6 separate regions of the Mus musculus genome follow, and regions 2, 3, 4, 5 and 6 are each linked to region 1. Evidence: chromatin loops called from intact Hi-C (ENCODE). Cell type or tissue: heart. All regions are shown on one strand.

Region 1 (5,000 bases):
CCTCCGGAGTGCTGGGATTAAAGGCGTGTGCCACCACGCCCGGCATATCTAATGTTTATTAAAACTTGTACACACACACACACACACACACCACATAGACACACTCAGACACAAACCCCACACATAGACACACAGAGAGACATATACACAGACAGACTCACAGACACACTCAGAGACACTCCCTCCACACACACAGACACACACCACACACACACAGATATACACACAGAGACACACACACAGAGATACATCACACACACACAGAGACACCCACACAGACACAACCCCCACACATAGACACAAAGACAAACACAGAGACACAGAGAGAGAGACACATATACAGACAGACACACAGACACACTCAGAGACACCCCCTCCACACATAGAAACACACACAGGGACATATACCACACACACAGACACACACCACACACACAGACACACACCATACAGACAGACACATACACACACACACTTCAGTGGAATGTAAGAGAAGAAAGCTTACAAAGGGGCTTGGTGGAAAGAGAAGCCTTTGGAGAACTAAGTAGCTAAAAGAATCCAAAAGATAAGTGGTATATACAGCAAATCCTTGGTCTGATAAACCTCAGAGTGGCTGTCTCCTGAACAGAGCAGAACTTGAAACACATGTGTTCCTTGTGTTAACTAGGGGATTACAAACCATTCTATTAGAGGGGCCAAGCAACCAGAGTGAAAGCCCAGAGAGAGCTCAGAGGTCAGGGTGAAGGGCAACTCTCAGAAAATTTGGTCCATATGTTCAAGGAAAAGGATGTCAAAACAGATGTGGTAAGTTGGCCAAACTTAGATTCCTGTCCATGTGACAAACTCAAGCTAATCTTAAGCATAGTACACATGATAACAATGAATTATGGGAAAATAGACGCTCATGTACAAACTGAAATGTTATACTAAGGAGGAGCATCTATTTGTTTCAAAGTTATTGTCTAGATCTGATGTGATCCGGGTACTTGGGAAGTGAGTGCCTTCAATCTAAACCATAGAGTGAATTCTGTAGATTGCTGAGTTTCAAACAAGCTGGAAAACTGGACTCCATACGTCTTCCTTATTTCCTGCCCCTCATCGTTTCTTCCTCCTGCTGCCTTTATTCTCCTTTATCTCTTACTCTTCTCTCTCTCCCTTTCTTTTTTCCTTCCCTATTTTTTATTTTTTATTTTGAGATAGAATATCATTCTGTGGCCCCGGCTGGTCTAGAGCTAGCTATGGCGTTCTGTGGCCCCGGCTGGCCTAGAGCTAGCTTTGGCGTTCTGTGGCCCCGACTGGCTTCAAGCTCCAGTTCCTGGTGCTCCAGCCTTCGGAGTGTTGGATACAGGCTTCTGCTACCACACCCACTTTGCCGTTTCTATATAATCAACTTAACAGGCATTTCCACAATTACTCTCATGATGACAAAGTAATCTGCATTTAGGCACAAGTGTCTCCTACCTGAGAGTCTGAGGAAGGACCCTGGGTCCCAGTGTCTCCTGCTTCAGAGGCAGTCCCGGGGCTCCGGGGTTAGAGGATTTCCGTGCTCTGTGAGAGGATTACTGCCCTGCTTCTGCGTCACCTCATCATCTCAGCAGGTGCCTCACAGATTTCACTATGAACAAGTGTGCTTACAAAGTACAAAGAAAAGTACGCGACGGAGAGAAGTAAGCCAGAGTGAACAGCAAACATTGCTCCTCACGCAGGGCCGCCACGCACAGTGCCCTTCACCCAATGTCACCAAGCAAAGTGACCGCTGGCTACTGAAGTCTAAGACAGGAAAGTGTCAACACTTCTATGTGATTTCCAGGATCTCATAATCTGAGAGCAGAGGGATTAAAATCCACAGATGCTTGCGACATATGTTATTCTTTTTGAATAAAATCCAAACAAATTCATTGCTCAGATTTTTAAAAAAGACTTATTTATTTACTATATGTAAGTACACTGTAGCTGTCCTCAGATACTCCAGAAAAGGGCATCAGATTTCGTTAGGGATGGTTGTGTGCCACCATGTGGTTGCTGGGATTTGAACTCGGGACCTTCGGAAGAGCAGTCGGCGCTCTTAACCACTGAGCCATCTCACCAGCCCCATTGCTCGGATTTTGATTCTTGTGTTACAAAGTTTGGTAACGATAGGACTCACATGTGGATCATTTCTTTTGGCTATTGCTTCCAATGATGTAAACTGTCTAAGGAAAACTATGAAGGGACGGTAATGTTCTTTGGTCATTCTGTTTGGTTTTCAGAGCCAGACTGGCCTGGAACTCAGGACTTCTCCTTCAGTTTCCCCCTTGCTGGCATTTCCAAAGTCAGCCACCACACCCAGCTCTCATCCTTCAAAGGAGCTCAGAAACACTTGAGAAAAGCTGACATGTGAATACCATGCTCCCTCTCGTGGAGAAAGGAGGAGCCGGCGGCATTCGATTCCTCCTCTGAGGATAGAATTATAACTTCAGAGCATTGACTGTTTCGTGGATTAGATTCCCTTAAAAATTTACTTTTAATTTTTGAGGTCCTATCAGCTTGTGAATTTTCTGTGACTTGATTTTACTTGCATTATTGTCCTTTTTCTAAGATGGTTCTTTGTCATTAAAGTACTTACTTCTGTCTCTAATGAAGTTGTGTCTTTCTAATGAAGTTCAGAGATGCAGGTGAAGAAAAACAATTTCAAATTCTGTTCTCGGGAGCCTGAAACATCAGAGGACCTCATCCTGGCTTGATACTGGCCACACTGTGACGTCATTGGTTACTGTTGAAGCAAGCCACCAACACTAGGTGGAAAACAGCCAGGAATGTGAGGAAGATGACCATGCAGGGCAGAGAAAGACAAAAAGTCCATCAGGAGTTTCCCCACAGTCACTGGGTCAAGGAGACTGCCCAGTGCTCTGAGCTGGGGGCCTGCTTGGAGCATCACCATGGCCTTTTCTACAACTGTGTCCCTCCAAGTGTAATGAGAAGGGGAAGCAAGCTTGTCATCCCCACAGCACCAGCAGCCAAAGCCCACACTGTCATCTCTCCACCCCCTGTCCCCCCAAATGACCTTAGAGAATAAAGTAAATCAATGCCGAGCTAAATGCTGGTGTATTTGACTTCAAAGTCCGCTGTGTACTGGAAAGCAGGGGGGGGGGGGGCGGGGGGAAGGAGCAGGCTTTGAAATGTCAGCTGTTGAAAGACATCACTTTAGAGATGCGAGACTCCTGTTTGCAGAATGTGAAGGATGAGTGTAAAGGAAACAACCTGATTCCTTAGGAAAATCAAATTCTTTCAGCATGTATTCATTTGCCATCGTTCCTGAATTCCTTGGGTTTCCCTCATAGTGCATTGGTACTGTGGGGTGACAGTGGGAAGCACAGAGTTCAGTTGCCTGACATTTGGCCCCCAGAAACCTATTCCAGGGCCGTGAAGGCAGTGTCCACAAGATTGTCCTTGCTGGATGGATGCTAGTTTCTCCCCATCATGGTATTCCTATCCCTTGCTACCAGTCAGGTGACCCAAGAGGATGGCAGGTGTCCCTCACAATTTTCTGTATTTGAAACATTCTAGCCCCGTTTGCCAGTGGTGGGGTAGTCCTTACTGAAGGAGTCATCTCGCCATTTGTAGTGCTTCTGGCTGGAACAAATGTTTGCCCAGGTTATAGCTCTGCCCTAAAATGACCAGGAAGGTATGGCAGAGTCACCAGCACAGGAGCTCTGGAAAGCGACTAGGCTCAAGAATGGGTTTTACAGCAGAGCTCTCACAATCCACTCTGTACATGTGTGTAAACAGATGATACCTAATGTGTCTAGCTTATATACATGTGTGCCTGAGGCAGGGCTTCACTATGTAGCCCAGGTTGACCTTGGAATCTAGATACTTCACCTTCAGTCTCTTGAGAGAATTAGCCTCCAAGCTCCTACATCATTCACTGTACTTCCAGCTTGCTTTCCCTGTTTTCTTCTTCTTAGTAGTTGAGTAATTGATATCTGTGTCTTTTACACACACACACACACACACACACACACACACACACACACACACACACACCAGATCCAGACACTGTCTGGAACTGTCCTGAGCTCATTTGGGTCCATTTACTGGAATTCTCAAAGGCTGGATGATTGCAGCACCATGGAAGGGAGAGTACATTTTCCCTCATAGAAGTGTATTAAAACCTGAGGGCTACACAATGAAGCACCCACAATTAGTGCCTTTCGTGGAACTAGTGGCCAGGGGATGAACAATAATACCGGATTAAGGTGAAAAGGTCTGTGGCCTAAGAAAGGGCACAAAACAGGGCACATCTCTTCCCAAACATTTAAACCTCTATTTCTGAAAGCATTCTAGGTGCTTCATGTACAATTAGCACAGTGAAGAGAAATAGGGAAATACAATCCCCCTACCACTGCTATAGGTCTTGGGGGTTAGTGTTTTGAGACAGAATCTTGACCTATGACTCAGACCAGCCTAGAATTTTCTATGTAACCCAGGCTGCCTGTGAACTCAAGCTATTCCTACCTCAGACTCCTGAAGGCTAGAATTACAGGGGTTTGACACCATGTCCAGTCAGTAACGTTGTCCTTCTATGGGAAATTTAAAAATAATTAATAAATAAGTAGTCTATTCATCCACATGTCCAATCGCCTTCTCCCTGCAAGGCAGCAAGAGCTGCAAGCACACCACACACACACACACACACACACACACACACACACACACACACACACGCACACACACATCAGGTCAGGCTTTCAGACGGTTAAGTGCTTTGTTGAGATTGGGTGAAAGTGAAGCAAAACCATAATAATAGTCTCCAGATCTTGCTTTCAGTTTGGCCTGAGCTAGGACAGGAAGGACCTAGCTGCCTTTATATCAAACAGAAAGTGAGGAGGTTCTCGGTAAATAGGTCAACAAAGCAGCCAGGCTTCAGAGCCTGTCAGCACGGAGGGAGGATTAGCTGGGCACCCTCAGGACTGTTTTGGAGGCACATAATCCAGTTTAATCTTATCTTCAAAGTGTGT
Region 2 (5,000 bases), 240 kb before region 1:
GTTTGTTTGTTTGTTTTAATAACCCACAGCTATGTCTTTCTGTTTGCTGGGCTCTCATATCTGAGGGCAAACAAATGTCATCTCTGGTTAGCCACTGTCTTCTTGTGTCCTTGGAAACAAGGAAAACAAGAAAAAGTAGCCACTTTAAAAACAAGGAATTTCAGGTCTGGCAAGGCAACTCAGAAGGTAAAGAAGAGCTGAGCCTGACTCCTGGGACTCACGGGGAAGGAGAGCATGAGCTCCTATGGGCTGTCCTCTGACCTCCACAGGTGAGATGGAGGTGTGCCGATGCACCTTCCATAAAAATATACAGGAAAAACTAAAGCTTCCCACTCTTGAGAGCAAAGTACCTTCATTTTTTTTTAATTAGGTATTTTCCTCGTTTACATTTTCAATGCTATCCCAAAAGTCCCCCATCCCCACCCCCCATCCCCTACCCACCCACTCCCCCTTTTTGGCCCTGGCGTTCCCCTGTACTGGGGCATATACAGTTTGCAAGTCCAATGGGCCTCTCTTTCCAGTGATGGCCAACTAGGCCATCTTTTGATACATATGCAGCTAGAGACAAGAGCTCCGGGGTACTGGTTAGTTCCTATTGTTGTTCCACCTATAGGGTTGCAGTTCCCTTTAGCTCCTTGGGTAATTTCTCTAGCTCCTCCATTGGGGGCCGTGTGACCCATCCAATAGCTGACTGTGATCATATCCAGAAGTACCTTCATTTTATAAGAGGAAGATCGAAAGACATAATGAGCCATGTGGTTGCCCAATGGCACATGGAGGGCCAATGGCGGAGTCTGCACAGAATCTCATGTTCTGCACAGATTTCAAGAAAAGCCTTCATGTAGAAAGGTTTCTTCTGCCTGCTTATGGAAGCTTGCTTACCAGGCCTCTGGGGTCTAAGAACTCGATTTTAGAGTGTTTGTTTGTTGATGGAGTAGCTCCAGAGTCCTGAGAGTGGCTTTGCGTCTGCATTGAGCCAGTTCAATTCTCAGACGGTCCTCAATGTCTGGAGTGGATTAGCGAGTCTCCCAGGTCTTGTCTGTCTACATCAGTGAAGAAGAGCAACAGCATGAGTAATCTGAGATGGACAGGAAACAGTTCTGGAGAGCTTCTAAACCCGTCCAACTACAGAGATTAGTAATAACTTCCCATGGCAACAAGACCACCTTTCATATAAAAGACTTGTGCTGGCATCTGTAAGTATATTTCCAAAGGCGACTTACCTAATTCCACCTAGTAATAGTCATTAGGTGGAAGTCTAATCAGTAGATCATGGTTTGTTTCAAAGGATGGAACATTCAATCCATGCAGGGAAGCAGATGACAGAGCAAGTAGATCTGTTATTTAATATTTTTCTACAATGATCTTCAACATGCGAAGAAGCTGGGGATGAGCTGAAGGAAGGCTCCCTGATCCTCTGGGAATATTGTTAAAGCTACTCCCTAGTTCCCAGGCTGCTCCTCGCTCACCCCAACCTATTGTTTTAAAGATCCATTTGATCACTGTGTATCCCTTTTAAATTTAAGTAACTTTCTGATTTTCACCATTTTTGTAGAGATGAGATAGTGTTTTTATTTAAAAGGACCCCCACACATGCACACACATGCGCTCACATGCACATCATTACCATAAACAGTGAGGAGTTTTATCTTTAAAGTGATATCGCTTGAGCCACAGGTCATTTTAGTGTCTCTCTGTTGTTCTAAGAAGCCCTGCCTACAGCCTTCTCCGTAAGGAGATAAGGCTGTGTAAGAGAGACTTTTCCAACCACGCTGGGAGATTGCATGTTACAACCAGCATTTGACTATCTTTCAACTGCAGATTCAGAGGCAGGGTGTCCCTGGACCTTGCACATGAAAATGTACGATTTATCCAGCACTGCCCATGTGGCACCGGTTGACATTTTCCATCTTGTGATTTTGTAAAAGTAACAATTTGGGACTGATGGGCATATTAACACCGTATGAGAAAGACCAGGCTTGAGAATATATTGAACACACCAGACCAAGGAAATTGTATGACACTTTCACCTGACTCTATCAAGAGGAGGCCACCTAACACGCTGATATCAGCAGCTCCCAACAACCTGCCCTGGGACTGTCTTGTGGGTGCAAGGGGTGGACAGACAGACACCTGTGACTGCCCTCACTGACTTAGCACTGTGCATCAGTTCTTCACCTCAGCTTTACTCTGACCTTGTGGCTTACTCTCCTCCCCCAAGAACAGAGATTTATGATTTTTGCATCTGTATCTCAGCCTCCTCTCCCAGCTTCTCAGTAAGGCCTCTGTGAGCTCTGCTGTAGTCTCTTGGTAGCCATTTTCTAGCCCACACAGACGCATATACACATACATATATCAATGTCTATAGGTAGACACAATTACTGGGTGATGTGTAATATGTGATCATAGGGTTAATGTCAATAATGTAATTTGGAATAAAATATAATGTTTGCCAGCGGCTAGCTCTCAGAATCGGGACGACTTGGCAAATGCAGCCAATGAAATTATGAATTTATTATTATCCAGTAGTTCTGACATTATTGAAAGACACAAAACATGTCTACATGCTTCTGGCAAGGAATGCCCGTGGCACTGTTGTTCCTAAAACATTTCCTAAAACTATGTTTGTACCCAAGGAATTGAAAGATGCTGATGGCCCTGGTGGAGAAGGCCTTAGTTCTGTGCATCTCTGGGCTGTGCTGGGTCAGCACAGTCTCCACCCTTTAGTTAAGTGGGCAAAATATATGTGGATGAATTTCTTCCTTCTCTGTAGGTGGCAAGTTTCCAGATTCATTTGATTTCTTGTATGTTCTTTTTCTAATTGTTTCTTTTTCCATGACGGCTCTGAGAGGAACACACCTGTGCGGATGAGTGTTATTCTACAATGCACTTCCTTCTCTGTAGCTTGTTCTCCAGCAGGCCAGGCCTATTTCTCTTTCCTTGAGTATTCCATTGCCTGGTCTCCCACCACTAGGTGTCATATGTATTCACACAAATGCCTCAAGGGTGTAAAAGTAAGCATGCATGCTCTGGTTCCGTGAGCTTGGTGGGCAGGGGTGTGATGACATCCTGCCTTTGGCCGAGTGTTCCAAGGTCTCTCACTCTCTGTGTAATGCCTGGCTGTGGGTCTGGCTGTATTTGCTCCCTGTATTTGTTCTCTATGTTTGTGTAGGAGAATGTCTTTAGGACTCATTTTATCACTACATTATTATTACTAATATTATTATTATTATCATTATTATCATTATTATCATTATTAACCCGTAGTATTTGGTCTTGCCTACCCTAGGTCTCTGGACTATCTGATCTTTAGTTCAAAGAGTGTAAAAGCCAAAGGGGATGGAGGATTCTAAGAACACAAGGTCTTCTAAATCAGCATGAATACAGCTCATATGAACTCACAGAGACTGAAGCATCCAGCACAGAGACTGAAGCCTCCAGCATAGAGACTGAAGCATTCAGCATGGGCCTGCGCAGGTCTTCCCCAGTCCAGTGTGTATATATTACAGCTTCCAGTTTCGTGTTTTTATAAGATTCCTGAGTCTCTCTTAAGAGCTTGTTCTTCAGGTGACTCTGTTAGCCTCTATAAGCAGACCTGGGAGGGTAGCTCTCTCCTTAGTATGAGTGGGCAGAGTATTCTCTGCAGGCAAGCTCTCTTCTTGCAGGGAGGGTACCCAGATATCTGGTGTTCAAACTGGACTCCTGGCAGGAGTTGTGTTCCACTCACTAGAGGTCTTAGGATCCCGTGTGGAATCCTGTGTGGGCCCTTGCGGGTGTCGGGCGACTCCGCTGGCAAGGTACCCCGGGGCTCGAGTGGAGCGGAAGGGGCTTGTGCCCCAGGTCAGGCCCGGGTAGTCTGCTTCCCTATTTACCGCAGTCTCAGGTTCTGCGCGATTGGATTGGGGCAGACACTGTGTTCCACTCACCTGAGGTCTTAGGATCCCATGGGGAATCCTGTGTGGGCCCTTGCGGGTGTTGGGTGAGACTCCGCTAGCAAGGTACCTTGGGGCTCAAGTGGAGCAGAAGGGGTTTGTGCCCCAGGTCAGGCCCGGGTAGTCCGCTTCCCTATTTACCACAGTCTCAGGTTCCGCGCGATTGGATTGGGGCAGACGCTGTACTACACAATGGAGTACTACTCAGCTATTAAAAAGAATGAATTTATGAAATTCCTAGCCAAATGGATGGACCTGGAGGGCATCATCCTGAGTGAGGTAACATATTCACAAAGGAACTCACACAATATGTACTCACTGATAAGTGGATATTAGCCCCAAACCTAGGATACCCAAGATATAAGATACAATTTCCTAAACACATGAAACTCAAGAAAAATGAAGACTGAAGTGTGGACACTATGCCCCTCCTTAGAAGTGGGAACAAAACACCCTTGGAAGGAGTTACAGAGACAAAGTTTGGAGCTGAGATGAAAGGATCCACCCCATAATCAGCATCCAAATGCTGACACCATTGCATACACTAGCAAGATTTTGCTGAAAGGACCCTGACATAGCTGTCTCTTGTGAGACTATGCAGGGGCCTAGCAAATACATAAGTGGATGCTCACAGTCAGCTAATGGATGGATCACATGGCCCCCAATGGAGGAGCTAGAGAAAGTACCCAAGGAGCTAAAGGGATCTGCAACCCTATAGGTGGAACAACATTATGAACTAACCAGTACTCTGGAGCTCTTGACTCTAGCTGCATATGTATCAAAAGATGGCCTAGTCGGCCATCACTGGAAAGAGAGGCCCATTGGACATGCAAACTTTATCTGCCCCAGTACAGGGGAACGCCAGGGCCAAAAAGGGAGAGTGGGTGGGTAGGGGAGTGGGGGTGGGTGGCTATGGGGGACTTTTGGTATAGCATTGGAAATGTAAATGAGCTAAATACCTAATAAAAAATGGAAAAGAAAAAAAAAGATTCCTGAGTGTGTGAATGAGTGGGTCTCCATTTCTTGTGCCTTCTTTTGGGTTTTTTTTCCTTCGGTTGGTTTGTCCTG
Region 3 (5,000 bases), 53 kb before region 1:
GCGCCTTACCTCACGGAATTAGCATGAGGTAACAACGTGGGATTGTGTAGAAACACATCCTTGCTTTTACTTGCTTGTACTTATTCGGACACTGAGAACCACCTCAACACTTCAGTTTCACGCCTCTCTAACTTAGAGCTTTCTTTTCTCCCGCACAATGACAGATCCAGAGGAGCACCGCCTTCTGTCAGTGTTGAAACCCTGATTGCACAACCCTGCGCTTGCTTCACGTGTGAGTGGGAGATCAGGGAACACGCTATTTTAAAAATTCTTTTTAGAGCTTCAACTTCTCAACCCATAGGAGTTTCAAATTCTTACAAAGATATGGTTATCTGTGAATGTTTCCCTTCAGCTCTTGTAAGAGAGGAGAAGCCAGGCTCAGTTTTTTTCTGGCTTTAGGGCAAGTAAGTGGGTGCTTTTCTGATAGACAGTTCAAGTGACAAGGACACACCAGAGCACTTACCACCACCATTTTCCCATCTACCAGTCTCCTGCAGATGGTGGCTTCCTTGCCATCCCAGTCCTGGACTTGAACCAAGGAGTCATTATCTAAGATCACTGTACTCTGTAAAACAGAACCAAGGTTAGGTCGGCGCATACAAACCCTGATGTCCTAGACGTGCTAAATTCAAGGCGGCTCTACAGACTTAAGATGGTATTTACAAGATTTTGTTGTTGTTGTTTCAAAACCTTCCTAGCAGTGCTTTTGTGGGATGATTCTTCTGGGGAGAGGAAGATTTATAAGAATAAAATGAACAACTTAAGAAGTTCAATTTTATCTTTTATAGTCTAGAGGAGGTCTTACTCTTATGCACAGCGAGTTAAGTGTCTGTTTCAACAACAGGAGACTTAGTTCAGGTCCCAGTGAGGCTGAAGGGAGGAAAGCTCCCCTCTCTTGCTCTTCCCAGACAGCATTCCCCAGTTGCTTTGTCTGTACTAATTGCTCTTGCTTCTTTAGTTTCTCTTGACAATTTTATCACAGATATCTAAGATGCCTTTATTAATTGTTTCAGTCAAAATTCCTTCGATTTATATGTACTGGCATTTCAAGTCCCATGTTTATTAAACCTCTGTCAAAGGGGTATAATAATTCCTTTTATCAGAATATTACCCTTAGCAGAGGTACAACTGAGGGCATCAACTCAAACAAACAAACAAACTAAAAGCAAAACCAAAGAATTATTGATAGACTATTATAGCAACCACTGGGTGCTGGGAAACAAATAGCAAGTTCCATTGTTGAGATGATCAGTCTACTATGGGTAAACTGGTAACACAAATAATAAAATACAGGGAAAGTATATATTATAAATAAATGCTGCATTTCAACTGGAGGTATGAGATACAAGGAAAACCTATGTGTATAACATACCAACTATGAATGCATGAATGCAGACTCTGGAGTCTCTTTCATTACCTTGTTCACCAAGGAGACCATGCTTGCAATGGTGCAGTTGCAAGAACAAGGCGTTCAAATCTCCTCTGGCCTGGGTCCTTGGAGATTAAAAGCCACAAACATCCCTCTCCTCTGTGTGTGCATGTTCCTTCTGTCTCTGTCTCTGTCTCTGTCTCTGTTTCTCTCTCTCTCTCTCTCTCTCTCTCTCTCTCTCTCTCTCTCACACCCTCCTCATCTTCACCCCCACACTTCATATGTATTCTGAGTTACAATTAATTCTCCATTGTCTTTAGCCATTAAGAAACCTAGGCTCATCTGTTTCAGGGTCATAACCTCATATCCGCTAATACCAATCGTGTTCATTGTAAAATTCCATGTGAGAAGCCCACAGAATGACAGGGAGCACCGTTGCTTCTGAGAGAGCTGAGTCCCAGCTTAGGTAGACTGCTCTCCAAACGTGGTCCACTGAGCATCACCACTGGATCCAGTGTCTTGTGTGCATTTTCAAGTGCCCACCAAAGAATTTTATTCTCCCAGGGGCACATGTACTGGCCAACTTAACAGGACCTAGAGCCACATGGGAGGAATCTTAAGGAGGAATTATCTTGATCAGGTAGGCCCGTTGGTATGTCTGAGGGGTTGCCCTGATGGTTAACTGATGTAGGAAGCCCCAGCCTCCCCATCCCCCCTTTATGGTACCATTGTCTATGCTGAGAAATACCTGGGTGGGTATCCCGAGCTTATCCCCGTCCCGCGGGAAATAAACACAGGACACACCAGATTCTTCCACGGTTAACTTTTACTTCTATATCATATTGAGGTAGACAAAGAAAGCTCAGAAAGTGTGTGGCTTAAATACTTTTGGTGACGTGTCTAAACTAGGACTGGTAGCAACACCCATGATCCTCATGCACCCTGGGGATAGGTTAAAGCCCCCAGGGGTTGGGCAAAAGCCTCGGAGACGGACTGGTGACTTTGGCTGGCTGTGCTCTCGCAGCTGCGCACAATGAGGTTTAGCACCATCTAGTGGCGGCACGTAGATTGCAGCCCTTTACAGGTGGGGGAGGCTGAACAGTCTGAGAAGAACCTACTATGGAAGGAAGCAGGTGAGGATGTGTTTGTTTCTCTCTGCTCCTGACTGTGGCTATGATGTGGCAGCTGCTTGACCTCCCTGAAATGATGGACCTCAACATGGAACTGTGCTCAAATAAACCCGTCTTCTCTAAGTTTCTTCTTGTCTGGGTGTTTATTTAGCTCATTGGCAGAAATAAAACTAGAGCAAGTAATAAAATACATCTCACACTTCTGAGGGATAAAATGCAAGAATCCAAATGGAACGTGATGCATATTTGCTTTCAAGATCTTCAAGCTTAGTGTTTAGTCAAAAGTTTCTCTAGGAGATTCTTGAAATGTAAGTTGGCTGTTGCATCCTAATACAGCATCTCTAATTAACATTCATAAGTAGGATCGCTGAAGGTGTGCTGTCGGCCTCACCTTGCTTTTGCGGCCACTTGGTGTGGTTTCCTCAAACTCCTCTCCCAGCTTGAAGGAAATCTCCTTGTTTTTAAAGATGCTTTTGGTTTTAATGGTGATCAGATCTCCGTCTGTGCTGATGGTCACAGTGGGCTTTGCCAGACAGCCCAGTTTCCTGCTGGCTCTTCCTACTCCTGGGAGGACAGTAATGGACAAATAGTCATATCTGTTGTTGATTTCAAGGACTTCTTCTATTTGCACAATTCTTTCCCAAGGAGAAGGATTCTTCAGTTAGGCAGGCTTCAGGTTATATGAAATTAAATATCTATTTTTCTTGTATTTACTTATTTGTGTATGGTATGTGTGTATGTATGTTTGTGTTGTATTTACTTATTTGTGTGGTATAGTGTGTGTGTGTGTGTGTGTATGTGTGTGTGTGTGTGTGTAGTGTGTGTGTATGTGAGTTTGGGTTATTTGTTCTCTATTACACTTTTTAATGTTATATATTTTATTATTTAAAGATTGCAAATAAAAACATTATATACAAAAACTTACCAGACACAAAGTTTTATACAACTCAGTACTACATATTTTATTGCAGCAAAATATTCATAAGACAAATTTACCATTAAATGTGCAATAACTGGCATTATATGCATTATAATGTTGTACAGTCAACTCTCTATAGATAGGGTCTTAAAGATATAATTAAATTGAATATATTGGCATTCACCTTTCCTTTCTTCTTATATTTGTGTCTTGAAGATTTTCATGTCAGTACATAAAGATATTTTTTTCTGCATGCACATCATCTTCTATGAGATGCATATACCAAAGTTCATTTTTTTCTATCCCCATTGAAGACTAATACATTTCTATTTTTGTTGCTACATATTATGGTTCAGTGAACTGCCTTGTGCATATAGTTTTTGTAGTCCATGTAGGAATGTTTCAATTCCATGGGTGGGAAACAATGTAGAGTCTAGCAAGTGACTTGGGGAAATATTGTAATGTGGTTTTTTTATAGTATAGAATAGAGTTTATTTGGGGCAAGGGAAGGGGAGTTAAGAGGGTAGTAGTGGCAGAGAGAGAGAGAGAGAGAGAGAGAGAGAGAGAGAGAGAGAGAGAGAGAGGAGAGGAGAGGAGAAGAGAAGAGAAGAGAAGAGAAGAGAAGAGAAGAGAAGAGAAGAGAAGAGAAGAGAAGAGAAGAGAAGAGACAAGAAGAGACGAGAAGAGAAGAGAAGAGAAGAGAAGAAGAGGCAGGCCATGAACATGTGGAGGGAGGGAGAGGGGAATAGGGGAAGAGTGAATAGCCCAAGAGGGCAAGAGAGAAACAAGAGAGCTGTAATGTGTTTCCCCTGGTTCCTGATGGTATATAAACATGGCATATCATGTTGGGTAACAACTTCCAAATTATTCATGTCCTAACTCCCAGACCCTGTGGATATTACCTCACCTGCTGAGGGGACTCAGAAGGTGTGCAGCACAGATATTTTAAGGAGATTATCCTGGATGGTAAAAAGAACCCTCTGTAGTCATGGTACGCCCATAAGAGAATGAAGGCATTGGAGAGATGGCTTAGAGGGGGAAAGAAAAGCCTTGTGACCTAAATTCAACACCAGAACACACACAATGTGGAAGGAAAATACCTCACAGATATGTCCTCTGACCCCGACACCATACCATGACACATATGCACACACACACACGTGCACACACACATCATGTTCACATACAATAATAAATAATAGTAAAAGTAATTTTTAAAGGAAAGAGATAGACTATAGAAGGAAAAAAGGCAAAGGGAACATGGCGGCAAGGGTAGTGCTAGGGACACATTCCAAGGAAAGCCAGCAGCCAGCAGAGGTGAGAAAGCAAAGGTCCCTAAACATTAGAGCCAGTGTCTATAAAAACAGTTACGATTTTAAAGTATGTCTTTATTATAAGTTATTTACTAAAGTAGTTTTCTGTTTAATAAATGGTGTATATGAATTTATCTTCTATGGGTCCATGGAGATTATACCAATCTCAATCTGGTTTATACAGAACTGTATTTTGGTGGTGAATCAACATTTTATCTCTATGTGAAATTAGAGGGACCAGATGACTCTTATTTCACACACACGTCATA
Region 4 (5,000 bases), 94 kb before region 1:
CTTCCTGCAGGCCGTGGAATAGAAGCCTGGCCCCCCTCACTCTGCATCAGCTCCTTGTTCCTCACCTTCACCTTCCTGTCGTCTGCGGTGATTTCATCGAATTCCACGCCCAGTTTGAAGGAAATCTCGGTGTTTTTAAAAGTACTCTCTGACCGGATGGTGACCAAATCCCCATTTACGCTGATGATCATGTTGGGCTTGGCCATGCCTGCCACTTTCCTTGTGGCAAAGCCCACTCCTACAGGGAGAAAGAGAACGCATGTAAAGCTAACATTTGTGTGTGTGATGAAGAAGACACCAGGGTGCCGGAGGCTCCTTTGATGCTCTCAGAACCTGTCATCCATCCAGATTTACTGTGCCTGTCTGCTAACTACACTCCTTCAGATAAGTCCTTAATTTCAACAAGAATGTATTAAGAGATTAAATCTTCATATCTCGATGTCTATGTGTTTTATATAGGTCTGTATGTCTATATTTATTATAATATGCTAATAATAAGTGTATGTATATTATCTCTATTTTCTATTTGTGATTGAGGCAGTTTGACCATTTTATTCTTTCTTAATTACTAAAAGTTTTTTTTTTTTTTAAAATCTAAGTCAAAGGCCAGGCCTCACTTAGAGTTATTGTGTTAAAAGGTCATCTATTTTTGAGTGAACAAAAATCACATTTCACAACACTTGTTGCCAAATTTAATTTTCTAGGCTTCTTTCCCATATTACTCCCTCATGAAATGAATTGTCTGATTAATTTCTGTAGAGTGAACATGCTGTTTCACATTTCATGTCCTTTTAGAATGGTGATCGCATTCTCAACAATCAGGAAACGTAAAGCAGACTGGGTAAGTATCTTCTGAACTCAGGAAATCAGAATGTCAGTGTATAGAAAAGTTTGGAAACTAACACTCTGCATCTCGGTCCCTTAAGCTGTGAACTTTGTTTGTTTAGCTTCCCTGTGGAGGGTGAACAACTTAGAACCTTAGTCACCCTGTCGGCATGTTACACAGAATCCTTCTGTCTCGGGTGCACTGACTCCTTCAACACAAATGCTTAAATAAAGGCTATGTCTTTGACAAAAGGTGACCCAAAGCTAGAACTAAGGATGAACTGAGAGACAACCACACCACAAGATAAATGATGCAGAGGGTACGACTTAGTTCTCTGTCTAAACAGTACCACAGTGAGGAAATGGTGTGTCTCTGCCTTGAATTGTCACTCTGCCACACAGCACAGCATTCTGTACAATCAATCAGCGCAGGAAAGGGACACAGCACTGGGAAATGATTGCAGAGAGACCGTGCCGGGGACAAATAACAGCTTCACTTGTGTCTTCATTTTTATCTGACTGCAGAAGCCAATACCTGCCTACTCTGCCTTAATTACGGTTGCCAGTTCCACTCAGGAAATATCTACTGCCTTTAATCATGGGTCTCTCACAACTTAAGTAGTGTCATTATAATTTAGATAGGAATGGTAGCAGTATGAAATGTTTCAAGTGGTCAAGAGCTAAAAGTGTCTCAAGCCCTGGTATTTCTGGCTCAGTGCATAGTAACTACCACACTGAACAGTAAACAGTCGATGGGCTAAGTCATGCTGAAATTCCCGATATTCTTCTTGTCTGCAAACAAGACAACAATATTGACAGACAACCAAAAGTTCCCACTGTATAACTGAGGGAAGGTTTGCAGGTTGAGGGGAGTCTGTCCTAACGGAGATACTCTGTAATATGGGGAGGTCAGGAGAGAGGGCTTCAAAGCAGACGCTTCCTGATGAAGTACATCGCTGGCTGGGCGATGGCCCCTCTATACGGATAGGCAAAGCTGTTTGGCCACACAGCAGCCTGTGGGCAGTGTTGACAGGACATAGACCGTTGTGAGCCCATATCGTGGGAAGGGCAAGTTCTATGTGTGCTTTGCATGCCCTGCTTTCCTTCTGAATTACTCACAAATCTATGACATCACATATCACTCTAAACCAACGAAGAAACCTTTAAGTCCTTGAAGGAAAGTATCTCCGGAAGCCAAGCTTTTGTCAACTGTAAAATAATCACACATTCTTAGGCCTTGACATTGAGACAGAAAAGAATTTGCTAAAATATATTTTCCAACATGATTTGTTTTCTAAGAGGGGCAATATCATGACTTCAGTTTTAAGTAAAAGTTGCCCCCATCCTTTAAAAAAAAAAACAAACGGAAGGAATATTTTTCTCTTTAAATTATTACAAATTTTTCATGTAAAAGGAGATGTTGAAAACAGGCAAGTAGCCAAATGAACCTCAGAATCGCAAGCTTGGCAAAGAAGGCCACATCTTGTCGTTCTACAGAGAGTAAAAGATTGTCCTGTAGACTCTTTCTTGCGGGTTCACCTGGAGGGATCACGAGCTTGAAGCTTTGAGAAAACTTCTAGGACAGACTTTTTCTTGTGGCTTCTACATACACCCTCCATGCGGGAAGCAGCATTTTCTCCCACCACAGCTCCATCCTGTCCCCCCGGGCTGCAAGGCAGCTGCAAGCCCTCTCCCCAGCCCGGGGGACCCCGACCCCCACAGCACTCACCCACTTCTTTCATGTAATCATCGAAGTTTTCACTGGAGACAAGCTTCCAGGTTCCCACAAAGGCATCACACATTTTGTAAACCTTCGAGGAGGAGCTGTCTTCCAGGTGAGAAAGGCTGCAGCACAGGAGGGTGCTATGAGCCTCTGAAGTCCAGATAGCTCACTTTTAAAGATGCCCTGACCATGTGACTGTAGGAGTGACCAATGGGGGCCAGATCATTTCCTTCATGACCAGACCCTGTATGTTTTCCTCTGAGTCATGTTTTTAATAGAAATTTCTCAACTTTGGTTCTCCCTGGCAATGATCACTGGACTTAGAGTACAAATTATTTTTAACCATGAACAGAGTATTTTAAAGGTTCCTGTTTTGACTGTCAAAAGCTAATGCATTGAACTTCCCCCCATTATTCCTTATGGATTTGCCTCATTGTGGAGGAGACAATTATCTTGGACACATTTGACCTTCTTATCTTGAGTTTTTATTTTATTAATACTGCAATAATGTGTTTAGTTCTTCTGAATTTGAGAACATAAAAACTATCTTAGAGATTCTTAGTCTTAATGGCTCTTTTGTTAGAATAGTGTTTATCTCAGGAATTTTAACAAAATAAATAATGACATTTTAAAGTAGCCTAGTTTTTTGATTTTTGGTTGTTTTGTTTCCTTGGTTTTTTTGGTGGGTTTTTTTGTTTTTGTTGTTGTTGTTTGGCTTTGTTTGGTTTGGGTTGGGTTTTGGTTTGGTTTGGTTTTTGAGACAGTCTCGCTGCACAGCTCTGGTAGTCCTGGAACTTACTACCTAGACCAGGCTGGTCTCTAACTCAAAGAAACCTAGCTGCCCCTGCCTCTGGATGCGGGCTACAGCGGCCTAGATTTATAATTTCAAATATTTAATACATACTTAAAATACATTCTGCTCATTGCTCAGGAATGTAGTGCACAGATTTAATTACATTAAAAGTTAAGCCTTATTCTTCCCATTCGTAAATAGCCATGTAGTACTCATTTTTACAGACCCTTCAAAAATGGGTCCCAATGCAAAATATGTCCCTCATTTCATTTTTGAAATATATTGTAAGTTTTAATTTCATGCAGACCTAAAGATTGTGGGTTTATGTGAATGATCAGAAGTAATGTGGTCATGAATTATCAAAACCTGTTTTCTTCTTTGACACAGTGACTCATCTGAGATAGCTTTTATAAAGTAATCCAGTTTCTCAGCCTCCCTGCCTCACAGCAGAATGATGGGAGATGTTCACATGTACACCAGTGCCTGCGAGCACACCCACATTTCAGGGTGTTAGAGAGAGATGGACTGCTGTACAGGGGCTCGCTGAGAAGTACCTGCTCCCAAGTCCCTACCAGCCCCCAAAGTCTGGGGAAACAGACTCTGAAACATGATATTTTCTGTAGGAAAATGGGCTACTGTAAAAGTTTGATAAATTTAACTCACAGTAACAACTTTTAATCGCATCTGCTAGTGTCAGGGGAACAACTTTCACCCACTATGGACTACTCTCAGACTCAGGCTTCCTACTGGATAAGACCCCCTGGATTGCAACTCAAATAAAATAAGCGATTTTAATGCAGGAATAATTTTGATAATGTTCTAAATTGTTTTATTTGGAAACGTATGCTGATCCCTAACTTAGACATGTTCTCAAGCGATTAGCCCGCTGTGCTGACTGCATGTGGATTATAGTGCTATGGGTTAGACGTGCTGTAGAGCCAGCCCATGTAAACTTCTGCACTTACACAACTACTTCTGCCTCCGACAGGTGGCTAATATAACAAGAAAGCTCAACTTTAATTAAATGTAAAAATAAAATGTGTGAAACAACTTGAATTCATCAATCTAAATTTTTTAACTATAATTTTTGTGAACTTTAAATAATGAACAAGTATTTCAAAAAAAAGAGTCTGACTCAAGATGACTGTTAGTGTACAGTATGTATCACAGTTGAAGTTAATATAAAATGCAATGCATCGTGAAAATTTCTTACATTGAATATATGTTGGAATAACCATAATTAAGGCAAGCCAAGTGAAATATTTTACTAAAACTAATTTGTTTTTATTTGCTTGTTTGTTTGTTTTTACTTTTCTAATGTGGTTGCTAGAATTTCACATGTGCTCTGTGCTCTGTGCTCTGTTTCTCTTGGAACTGGTAGCGCAGCACAGTGACACCAAGTCCACCCGTTTATTCACACATGCCTTAGGCACAGGCTGACCACTGGGGATCCACGGAGCAAGGAACATGTTTCCCACACTGGGAAAGACGGTGTACAGGGGACAGTTAGGGACCCACTGTCCAGAGCATCCGCACAATGTAAGCTGACATGACACCAGAAGGGCCTTCCAGAACAAAGGAATTGTCAGCTGAAGATAGATGACAACCGCCACAACACTGGGGAACCGAGGAACTACAAGATGGCTGGCTTAGTGCCAT
Region 5 (5,000 bases), 160 kb before region 1:
TAGAAAGAAAGAAACAAATTGTTCAACCAGATACTGGATTGAAGGAAATTACTTCAGATATTGGCAGAAACCTAGCAACCTTTATCACGTAGATTCAGGCTATTTTTAAGGTGGATCTCCTGATTTGTTTTGGGTCTCATCCTAGACTTCACTCTCCCAGAAAAACCTATGAAGCTGATCAGAGAAGCAAGATGATCGACTCACCTGTGTGAACGGTCGATTTCTGAGTTCCTACATTTCTGCTGAACATTATAACAGGTAATGCCTGCCTTTGAGGTGGTTCATAAAAAGCCGTGTCTACGCAGGTAGGACAACTGCAGTAAATCGCTAGCAGCATTCTACCGCAGGAGGTTGGCTCAAAAGTGTTTATGTTTACGGTTATACAGAAAGAATGTGCCAGGGAGTTGTGGCTAAGAGTGTGTCGTGCTCTTCCAGAGGACCTGCGTTTGATTCCAAGCACTTACACTCGAGCCTGGCGAACATGGCTTTGGCAGGCCTTGCCCTTCTCCTCCATTCCCCCTGTCTTGCTAAAGCCCCTTAGATTATATTCCTGAAGCTAGCCACCAGATCCATTCCCTTATTTGGCCACTTCCTCCTCCTTAGGCTGAATACCAAAGTCCAGCTTCAAATGCATTGAAGTTGAGCAATCAAAAGCCACCTTTGGCTCACATAATTAACACATCAAATTAAAATTAAACACCTCATCTTAACAGGGCTTTTCCCCTTTTACTGTTATAACCCGCCATTTTCCTACAGGCCATGCCTGTCTCCTCTATCCAGAGGCAGTCATTTGTCCTAGGGACAAATACTGTCCCCCCTCTCCCTTGTTCCCTTCCCCTCTCCCTCTTCCTCAATCTCCCATCATTGTTATTTCCTGCCCTCTGTCCCTCTGAGGCAAATAATTTTCCTTTATGCTGAGACCTTGGTCTTACAGGTCCTGGGCTTATACTTTTCCATTCATACATAACAAAAATAAAATTTAAAAAGGAAAGTGTGTTTGATATTGGTTTATTAGCATTCATAATTATTATGAACTGATAAGACTGGAACATATACGCTAAATATGAAAATAAATTCATTTTATTTGTAGATCTAACAATAATTCTGGAGAAGTCTAAAGAAAATCAAGTCATAAATTTAATAAATAAAATCATGAAGTTAGCTAGACGTGGTGGCACTGTTATAATCCCATAGCCTAGGAAACCAGCATCCAGGAACTGAAGGCAATAACAGCATTGTGACATTAATCCAAATCCCAAGAGCCAGAAACAAGTTTTAAAATCTGTAAGTTCATGTTTCTCTTGCAGCTAATTTTGAAGCCATCAAGAGAGTAAAGTAAAAATGATTTTGTAAACTTGAATGCTCTGAAACATAAAATACAGTTATTTATCTGCTTGTCTTCAATCAGCAAAAGCAGTGGGACACTCCCACATGCTGGCGGATGGACAGCCTGAAGCAGACAGGCCTATGTGAACAGACTTGCAGTCACTCTTTCCCTTAGATTTTCTTGTTTTGGCCTGCTTTCTTTCTTCTCTCTCTCTCTCTCTCTTTCTTTTTTTGAAAGTTCGTATTTGGCAGAATATAAGAAGATAAGAGATACTTGTCAAATACTTGCTTAATCATCTATGTCCTCCTGATGAAACGAAAAATTTTTTTTCAAAGAATGATTGGATCGGATTAGACAGCATGGCTAAACAATAGAGAGGAGGAAAGGTGCTGGTGGGGGTGGCTGTGGCCAGGAAGAGGAGAGTGGTAACAGATTTTTGTGAACCAGTGGCCATTTCCGAGCTAATTTGGATGCACAGAGAGTTTGAGTGATTGGAACATCCTGCAGGGTTTCCTTCTAGTTCCTTCTGAGCCTCCCTCCTGCCCTGAGGCTTCATGTGGCCTTTCTTTTTTTTTTTTTTTTTCCTTTTGGTCTTTTCAAACAATAACAAGAAATGCTGGGTAGGTGTGGACCTTGCAGTTGCAGGGCTCATTGTTCTCTGTCCAGTGAGAGTGGCCGTGGACCTGGTGGTGGACTCAGAGAGGTCCAGCCCGTGATCCCGTGACTGCTGGCAAGCCATGAGGGAGACACGGCTGGGGTTTATGTGACACAGGACATGTTTTCCCCCCATCAAGGGCAAACAAGTCAAGTCTTTGTTACCTCACCTTTGGAAAATTAAGCTGTCCCGCATCTGAGACTTCGAGTGGAGCTGCTGAAGGTGTGACTATATAGTGGAAGAATTGTGGCTGTTTCTTCAGAAGACAGAGGGCAGGGGATGGGTAAACTACAGAAACTGACTGCGGTGACACTAAAGGGGGAAAAGAAATAGAAGTAATCCCGTTTCTTATTGTTAATGACTTAAACACGCTTAGGACCACATAGGAAGTGTGTGCTGGTTCCACTGATGGAAAGACAACATGCATTGATTTATTTTTCAAATAGTAGAAAAAAAGCTAGCCAAACTACCTCTGTACTTCCTAGGTTTATTCTTGTAAGGAGTATGAAAATGGAACAATCTGGACACCACTTATAACGCCTTTCTCTTTACTTTGTGAGACTCCCGACATGGCTGGTGAGAGGAGGGCTCATCTGACATGTAAGGCTGCTAAGTAGATTTCCCATCTTCTCCAAAGGGCCTCTCCCAACAAATACATTGTTGACACTGCCACCAAACCAAAAGCCGATGGGTGAACTCTCCTTGTATGTACCTTGTCCCTCACTGGTCATCCTGGAACACTTAGGAAGAGGAAGCAGACAAAACCAAGGCCAAGGCCAGCCGCAGGGGCTGGCCTAGGGAAGGCCCAATTCCTGCTTTAGAAGGGAAATTAGGTTCTAGAAGGGAAAGAGAAATACTCTCAAGCACAAACAAAATAAAACAAAAACAAACAAACAAACAAACAAACAGCAACAACAAAACTATTTTTGCATAGTTCCTATGTAAGATGAAACATTTATTTCCCGTAGATAATCACTGTTTTGCTCATTGCTGGGGATGGATGCCAAAGCCTTGTGCATGTGAGGCCAGCTCTAGCCATTGAGGTTTACCCCCAGCCCCCTTCACGCTTAGTGAGGGAAATGTTCAGATTCTATTTTACTCCAACTTTAGGAGAAGGAAGATGCTTCATGAGTGTTTGTTCCCAGGAAGAGATCTCAGGACTGTGGGGCACTGTAAAGAAGTTACACAGCACTATCTGTCTCCAGGAAAAGCATTGCGATGCCTGGGCTTCCTTTTAAGATTATCACTGGCCAAGGACCAGCTGCTGAGTTCTGCATTATGTCTTAGGTCATGGAAAGGTTCCAGAAATGACATTTTTCTTCCTGAGTGTTATCGGGTGTGGGCTCCACCCGATACTCTGTTCAAATGGTCAAGAATGCAAAGGGGGAAATGGGCAGAAGCATCCACTTATCTGATCAGCAGGGCCTGCTAGGTGTGCACAGTGCACATTACCCAAAGTGGGAAGTAATTTAGGAGAATTAGCTGTGCTAGTGGGGTCCATGACAGTGCTGAAGCAGTACTAAGAAGGTTGAGGCAATGCTACACTGTGTATGTGTGTGTGTGTGTGTGTGTGTGTGTGTGTGTGTGTGTGTGTGTGTGTTTCCCCACATACGTTCATTCTGTAAAAGGAATCCGCAGTGTTCATCAGCTCCTCCATGTCTATTCCTAGGCCCAGAAAGTTAAGAGCCATTGTAGATTTAAAACTTTGAGAGTACCTATGCTCTGAGGGATAAAGACCGAATATCAGTTTTTAATATCTGGTACAGTGCTACATCAAACAGATTGCAAAGTGATAATTAGATTCATATTGGTGTGAAGTATAGATGCTAATTAGCTTAATTGATTGTACAGTCAGTAATCTTCTGCATAGTTTACTGAAACACAGTGGAATTTGTACCATTTTGAGGCAAAAATGGAAGCTGACCTTTTCTCTAAAGATGATGGGGTAGGATAGTGTAGTGTGTAGGGCTGTATGAAGCCCTCTTGGTGCAGTTCAGATTTCTCCTCCATCTTCTATGTCTTTTTTTCAGTGCTCTTCCTCCTAATACCTAGCTCTAATGTAAAAATGAGTCATGGACATTCCTGGTACCTTAATCCCCTGATGTGCTTCTTCAAGTTGGTTTTAATTCATTAAGGAATGGTAGTTTACCAATAGGAGTGTCTCAGTTATAACCTCACACTCCCCACTCCCCCCAGTGTTATAGTATTGAACACTCTAAAGTAATAATCTCATTATCATATCTTTCAGTTAAATGAGAAAATAATCTGAATAAAGACATGAAAGGTCTATGTTTATAAAATCTTGTACCACCACACACCAGAGATTTATTATCTTTATTTAAAGAACAACATAAAAATTTACAATAGAGCAAGTATTTAGGTCATGTAAACTTAATTATGATAAATAATTACTAATAATTTTTGTATATATGCAAAATCAAATGCAGAGATTCTGTGTATCGTATTGATATTAAGAAATAAACAGCACAAAGTAAGGTTTAGAAAGGAAACCAATTTTATTCAGAAAATCAGCTTGTCCTATTGGACCCTGATGACTAACTTAATAAAGAAACCAGAGACTTTTTTATTTAAAGTTTTTTTAATTAGATATTTTCTTCATTTACAATTCAAATGCTATCCCGAAAGTCCCCTATACCCTCCCTCTCCCTGCTCCCCAACCCACACACTCCCTCTTCCTGGCCCTGGCATTCCCCTGTATTGGGGCATATAATCTTTGCAAGACCAAGGGCCTCTCCTCCCAATGATGGCCGATTAGGCCATCTTCTGCTACATATGCAGCTAGAGACACGAGCTCTGGGGTTACTGGTTAGTTCATATTGTTGTTCCTCCTATAGGGTTACAGACCCCTTCAGCTCTTTGGGTACTTTCTCTAGCTCCTCTATTGGGGGCCCTGTGTTCCATCCAATAGATGACTGTGAGAATCTACTTCTGTATTTGCCAGACACTGGCATAGCCTCACAAGAGACAGCTATATCAGGGTCCTGTCAGCAAAATTTT
Region 6 (5,000 bases), 63 kb before region 1:
AGTGCTCTTACCCGCTGAGCCATGTCTCCGGCCCTGAAAAATTGTAGTTATGAAGCAGCAACAAAAACAATTTTGGGAGTCACCAAAATATGAGGAACTGTATTAAAGGGTCATTTAGGAATATATTAAACTGTACTAAAGGAATGTATAACTTTATTAAAGGGTCACAGCATTAGGAAGGTTGAGAACTTCCAAAATAGAATAAATTATTTATGACCTTGGAACAGGCAATGGTATCTAAGGAATCAGTTGAATATATTTTTTTCTTTAAAAAAAAAAAGATATTTATGGACATCTGGAATCTGCTACACACAGTGGCATAGGTGGGGTGTAGACACACAAAGGCTCGCCCACAGCCACACCACAATGCTCAGATAGGAGGACACTGTGAGACCTGCCTGTTGCCATACCATGAGGTGGGGACATCCAGAGGCCCACCAATCATGTGTCCTGCCCACAGCAGGAACCGCTACAATGCGGTGGGAGGAAAGAAGTGGAGCAGCCAGCGCACTGTGAAGAGAGGCAGAACTGGAGACACGAGGGTCGGGAGGAGTGGCCTGTTGTGAGTAGCCTGAACTGCCACCCGAGGTCATGGTGAAGTCCCAGTCCATGGCTGGACCCATGACCATTCAGCAGCAGAGGTCTGTGTCAATGTCTGTGGCTCATATTACCACTAAAGACCCTGTGGACATCCCTGGTCTGGGCTGCTATGTCCAAAGGCTGTGCAGAGCTGGCCCTGTCCCTTACTTGCTGTGACACTCTGGCGAACTGGCCCCTACCTCTCACTCAGGGCAGTGGGCCCTATACCTCGTCTGGGCAGCTCAATAGAGCTGGTCATGGTGTTGGGGTTGGGGTTAAGCAGGCTCCGAGGACATGAGGGAGGGAGAGCCTTCTGTGAGGTGGCACGGGCACAGGAGAGATGCCCCCCCCCAACAGCACCTGAGGCAGTTGGGAGAGCTGGCTTTGCCCTCACTGGGCAACACAGTAGAGCTAGTCTTAATGGCAAAGACTCTGGTAAGCCAGCCCCAAAGACATGAGAGCAAAAGAGATTGGCCAGCTGCAGCGTTGGGTGAGCTAGCCTGGGCAGTGTGGAGAGCTCACCCTGGTGATGCTGGTGTGGGAGAGCTGGCAGGCTGACCAACTCAGCTACCACACAAACCCGGATCCAGTACTGTGTGAGGCCACTCCAAAATCTCACCTCATCTAAGAACTGCTGGAGCACATGAAGGGGCGGGTCCTGCAGATCCAGAGCTGCAGGACCTCCATGACACAGGGCAACAGCAGGATATCTGAGAGGAGTCCCCTTGAGCATCCACAATTGATAGCGAAGCAGAAGACAGAGGACTTGAGCCAGACCAACAGCTCACTGCAATGCACATCTGCAAGCAAAGATGTATGAACACCTTGTCGGGCATCAATGGGAGGAGAGGACCTTGATTCCAGGAAGGCCTGATGGCCCAGAGTAGGGGAATGAGAGGGCAGAGAAGCAGGAGTGGGTGGATGGAGACATACCCTCATAGAAGCAGAGGGAGGGGGGATAGGGTAGGAGTGGGGGGGGGGGGGCAGAAATCAGGAAAGGGGATAACATTTGAAATGTAAATAAATAAAATATCCAATAAAAAATGACTAAGCATAAGAAAAAGATGTATGGATAAAAGGATTCTACGGGACACGGTGTGACACACTACAGTTTCTACAATGAGAAGTTTTCTATGCTTTTTTGTTTGTTTGTTTGTTTGTTTTTTAAAGTTCCTTTGGTGGGTGGAAGTTGCAAGGGCAGAGGGCAAATAGGAAAGAAAAGGGAGATGAGTGAGATTGGAGTGCATGATGTGAAAGTCACAAAGAATCAATAAAAAGTTAAAAGATATTTACTCGGTGAGCACAGAGTTGACAAATACTGTCTTAGTCTGTCATAGTCAATACACTTATTTTATATTTGTGTTAATTTCCTCTTGACTTGACAATTGTGTGGACTCAGGAGTTTGAAAATGCAGAGGCCTTTGCCGGCAGTTTTTTCCAAAGCAGAGCAGTACCATTCCTGGCAAATGTTTGAATTTAAGAAAAACCTAAAATCTGTACAGTTTTATAAGTGGGAGAGAAAATCCTCCCAGAATAACAGCTGCATTGATAGCCCCACCCCACCCTCCCCCCACCCTACTCCACCCCACCCCACCCTCCCCCCACCCTACTCCACCCCAACCCCACCCCACCCCATCCTGTTACAGCTGCCTACATCTCATCCCCCAGGACCGGCGGAGCCTGAGCTCAGCCAGGATTTGGAAACTACTGAGATTAACCTAGACCTTTACCCTGCAATGCCTTGCTTTGAAAGAGATACCAAGACAGAGAGCCTTCGGAGGAGCCAGAACAAACTGTCATTTGAGGACTCCCGATAGGATCCGTCAGGGAGGTGAAAGAACAAGGAAAGGCTTACGCTAAAAACATGAACCTTACATTGGGAGTAAACGTTTTGGAAAACACGTAATTATTATTTTACTCCATTCATTCCATAGAAAACCTATTTTTTTTTCTTCACTGACATGTTGTTGCCTTTATATACAAACCTCCTAAGTTTTTGGGGAATTTGTAAGAAACTGAAAAAACATATCAAACCTAAGAAATTGATGTTTAGAAAAGACTGGCATGACTGGACACCTATTAGAACAGATCAAAGACAAGGCTATTCCATCTGTTGGCAAGGAGGCGATAAAATTGACATTTCACACAGTGCTGGCAGGAGTGTCTGAGAGCACGTTCGTTAACTCAAGTGTGTGTTCATGACCTAGTCATTCCAGTTTCAAGTACTTACCCAAGGAAAATGAGATGCAGAATGCATCTAGCATAGCCAATAATCAAGGTTCAATTCTAGCATGGGGTGAAAGCAAGAACATGACAGATTCAAAAGTAAAAAGATGGGAAAGTTCTTTAAAGATTAAAGGATACAAGAGAAACGGTTCAGATATCAAGGCTGTGTTATGAATAATACAGGTGACCCTGACTACCGTACATAGCGCCACCTTGAGGAAATTCGTGGGAAATGCTACTTCATGGTTAAGGAAGCCTGAGAGAAATTCCTTGATCCACATATCCAGTATTTGTATAGCACTTCACCGGAGGCAAAGCCTTGTTCTGCCTCCTGAGAGCTCAGTGAACCCAAAACAAAACCAAACGACCTTCTTCTCCTCCTTGGAATTTATTGATGTTTTAAAATAACATAAGGTCATATGCAAATTAATTTGTAAACTATCTATAAACGTAGAGAAACATTAAAGAAATCTTTTCTGTGTCACAGATAGTAAAACCAAGCAGTCACATATTTATTTTTCCTTTCTAATGACTTTTATAAATTTGGATTATTCCAAGAATTTTTGCTGGCTGGTGTGGCACACTATCTGATACACCACCACTTTCAGGGGTTTCTAAGGACTTACAGCTGCAATCCCACCCTGGAAGGAGGGCACCTTCATATCAAATTGTCATAGACTGTGGCTTCCTGGGAAATGCTTACACCTGAATGAGCGGCTCTCTTTAGCCCAAAGCACTGCCCAGTCTTTACTTCCGTCTGTGCCAGGCTCTGTAGATTCTTTTACTGTGTCTTCAGACCCACAAACTTCTTTCTTAGGGGTCTAACCATTTTTAACCTATGTTGCAAGTGTTTCTTTCTAATATTCTATTGGCTTTAGCTCTAGATGGCTTGTCACCTTCCACTAATCTCATTATGCCTAGGTTCACTAAATCCTCCAGTGTTTGAGCATATTTATAACTTAAAGTCCGTGTCCGTTAATTCCATCATTGCTGTCATATCTGGATCTGTTTCAAAGTAAGATGGTTTTCCATTTATAGACTCTGTTTGCTGTTTCTTGTCTTGTGTAACAGTTTTGGATTGGTGATGGGTACAAGTGTAGTCTTATTGACTGCCTGCATGCTTATGGTCTTCATTTAAGAAGTGTTGCTCATTGTTCTTTTTCTTTATTCTTTTTAAAGTTATTTTATTGTAACCTTTTTAGTTATGTAGACTTTCATAAAAAGCATGCACTGTATTTAGATCATATTTAACTCTTCCAGCACAACTCACCTTACTTAAGCTGGCTCTGGCATAGCTTTTACTCTTAGCTCTACTGCCAGGACAAGTCACTTCTGGCTCTTCCTGAGTGCTCGCGCTGTCTGCTCTACCCAGCCTCAGCTTTATTCCCTGCCCTCTCTGAGGTCTGTTGAGGGTTCATTCCGCAGCAGTTTGGCCATTTGTTCCCTGGCTTCGCTGAAGTTGACACTGTGTTTATACACATGGAACCCTAGGCACTGACTGTGGCTTTCCCCTTTCTGTAGCCACACTCCTTCCCAGAACCCTTCCCACCTCTCCTGGGTGCCTTAAAATTCTATTCAAACTGCCATGGGTCTCAATACTACCATTAAGGCTGTGGCTAAGCAAAAAGCTGTGTCTACGGTGGGGCCCATTTCAAATGTTTTCCTCTCCTAAGACATCATAGTCTTGGATTTCCTACTACCTAATCTTCAAAAACATCTGCTTCAAATATTTTTGCCCGTGTTCTAGCTGTTTATGACACAAGGAAAACCCTGACCCTTGTGACCACAACGGCACTGAAAACAAGTCCCCAACCCCTAAAGCTCTTATCTTCACATCCTGCACATTACTGACTGGTACAGCCCCTGGAGCCCTCATCTGTGTGTGGGGCACGTCACTGGTACACGCTCATGTCAGGAATGCGAGGCTCTCTCTTTATGACATCCTCAGGATGCTATGTTTACTTGGTGCTAGGGGTCAAATCCAAGGCCTTGAACTGCTAGGCAAGTGTTGTTCCACTGAGCTGTTTCCAGCCTAAGTCTTGTTCATTACGATGTGTTTGAGAGCTAATACCAGATGGGCGTGAGGAGCATACCTTTTAACCTGCTAGGAAGAAACAGACAGCGCAAGACAATGTTGCAGCGGTAGGGGGCGCTACAAGGAGTTCTGGCTGGGCCGTTCTGAATTAACAGTGTTT

The links. Hi-C counts contacts between places; a loop is a spot of excess contacts. Peaks named below come from ENCODE experiments on the same cell type or tissue, not always from the same donor. Only the 100,000 strongest peaks of a DNase experiment are listed, where the experiment ranks them.
Region 2: a loop joins it to region 1, with 7 times the contacts of the local background. A loop is called at or near these places in 10 of 42 quality-filtered maps.
Region 3: a loop joins it to region 1, with 4 times the contacts of the local background. A loop is called at or near these places in 13 of 42 quality-filtered maps.
Region 4: it touches region 1 in a loop (2.5-fold over the local background); 4 of 42 quality-filtered maps call a loop at or near these places.
Region 5: it touches region 1 in a loop (3-fold over the local background); 2 of 42 quality-filtered maps call a loop at or near these places.
Region 6: it touches region 1 in a loop (4-fold over the local background); 13 of 42 quality-filtered maps call a loop at or near these places.

What each region holds. Positions count from the first base shown.
Region 1 is chr3:10,299,664-10,304,663 of GRCm38, forward strand. It overlaps A930014E01Rik (a long non-coding RNA gene), which reads left to right. Exons shown (of 2, transcript XR_387546.3): 2 at 2,250-3,077. It also overlaps a transcript of Fabp12 not described here. Among named protein-coding and RNA genes, the nearest start is that of A930014E01Rik, 4.2 kb to the left of the region's middle. In heart, a CTCF peak has its summit at 2,399; no DNase peak of the experiment used is centred here; H3K27ac peaks cover 261 bases.
Region 2 is chr3:10,056,893-10,061,892 of GRCm38, forward strand. Gm33365 (a long non-coding RNA gene) reads right to left here. Exons shown (of 4, transcript XR_387544.2): 3 at 883-1,043. Among named protein-coding and RNA genes, the nearest start is that of Gm33365, 4.9 kb to the right of the region's middle. In heart, a CTCF peak has its summit at 2,970; a DNase peak (open chromatin) is centred at 3,039.
Region 3 is chr3:10,247,150-10,252,149 of GRCm38, forward strand. Fabp12 (fatty acid binding protein 12) reads right to left here. Exons shown (of 5, transcript NM_001357160.1): 3 at 2,891-3,063; 4 at 464-565. Among named protein-coding and RNA genes, the nearest start is that of Fabp12, 4.6 kb to the right of the region's middle. In heart, a CTCF peak has its summit at 2,461 (motif pointing left); a DNase peak (open chromatin) is centred at 2,432.
Region 4 is chr3:10,205,885-10,210,884 of GRCm38, forward strand. Fabp4 (fatty acid binding protein 4, adipocyte) reads right to left here and starts at 2,732. Exons shown (of 4, transcript NM_024406.3): 1 at 2,555-2,732; 2 at 66-238. The coding sequence starts at 2,627. In heart, no CTCF peak of the experiment used is centred here; DNase peaks (open chromatin) are centred at 117 and 2,697.
Region 5 is chr3:10,143,605-10,148,604 of GRCm38, forward strand. No RefSeq gene overlaps it. Among named protein-coding and RNA genes, the nearest start is that of Pmp2, 38 kb to the right of the region's middle. In heart, a CTCF peak has its summit at 2,014; DNase peaks (open chromatin) are centred at 2,007, 2,677 and 3,287.
Region 6 is chr3:10,237,022-10,242,021 of GRCm38, forward strand. No RefSeq gene overlaps it. Among named protein-coding and RNA genes, the nearest start is that of Fabp12, 15 kb to the right of the region's middle. In heart, CTCF peaks have their summits at 3,005 (motif pointing left) and 4,954 (motif pointing right); DNase peaks (open chromatin) are centred at 2,270 and 3,030; H3K27ac peaks cover 263 bases.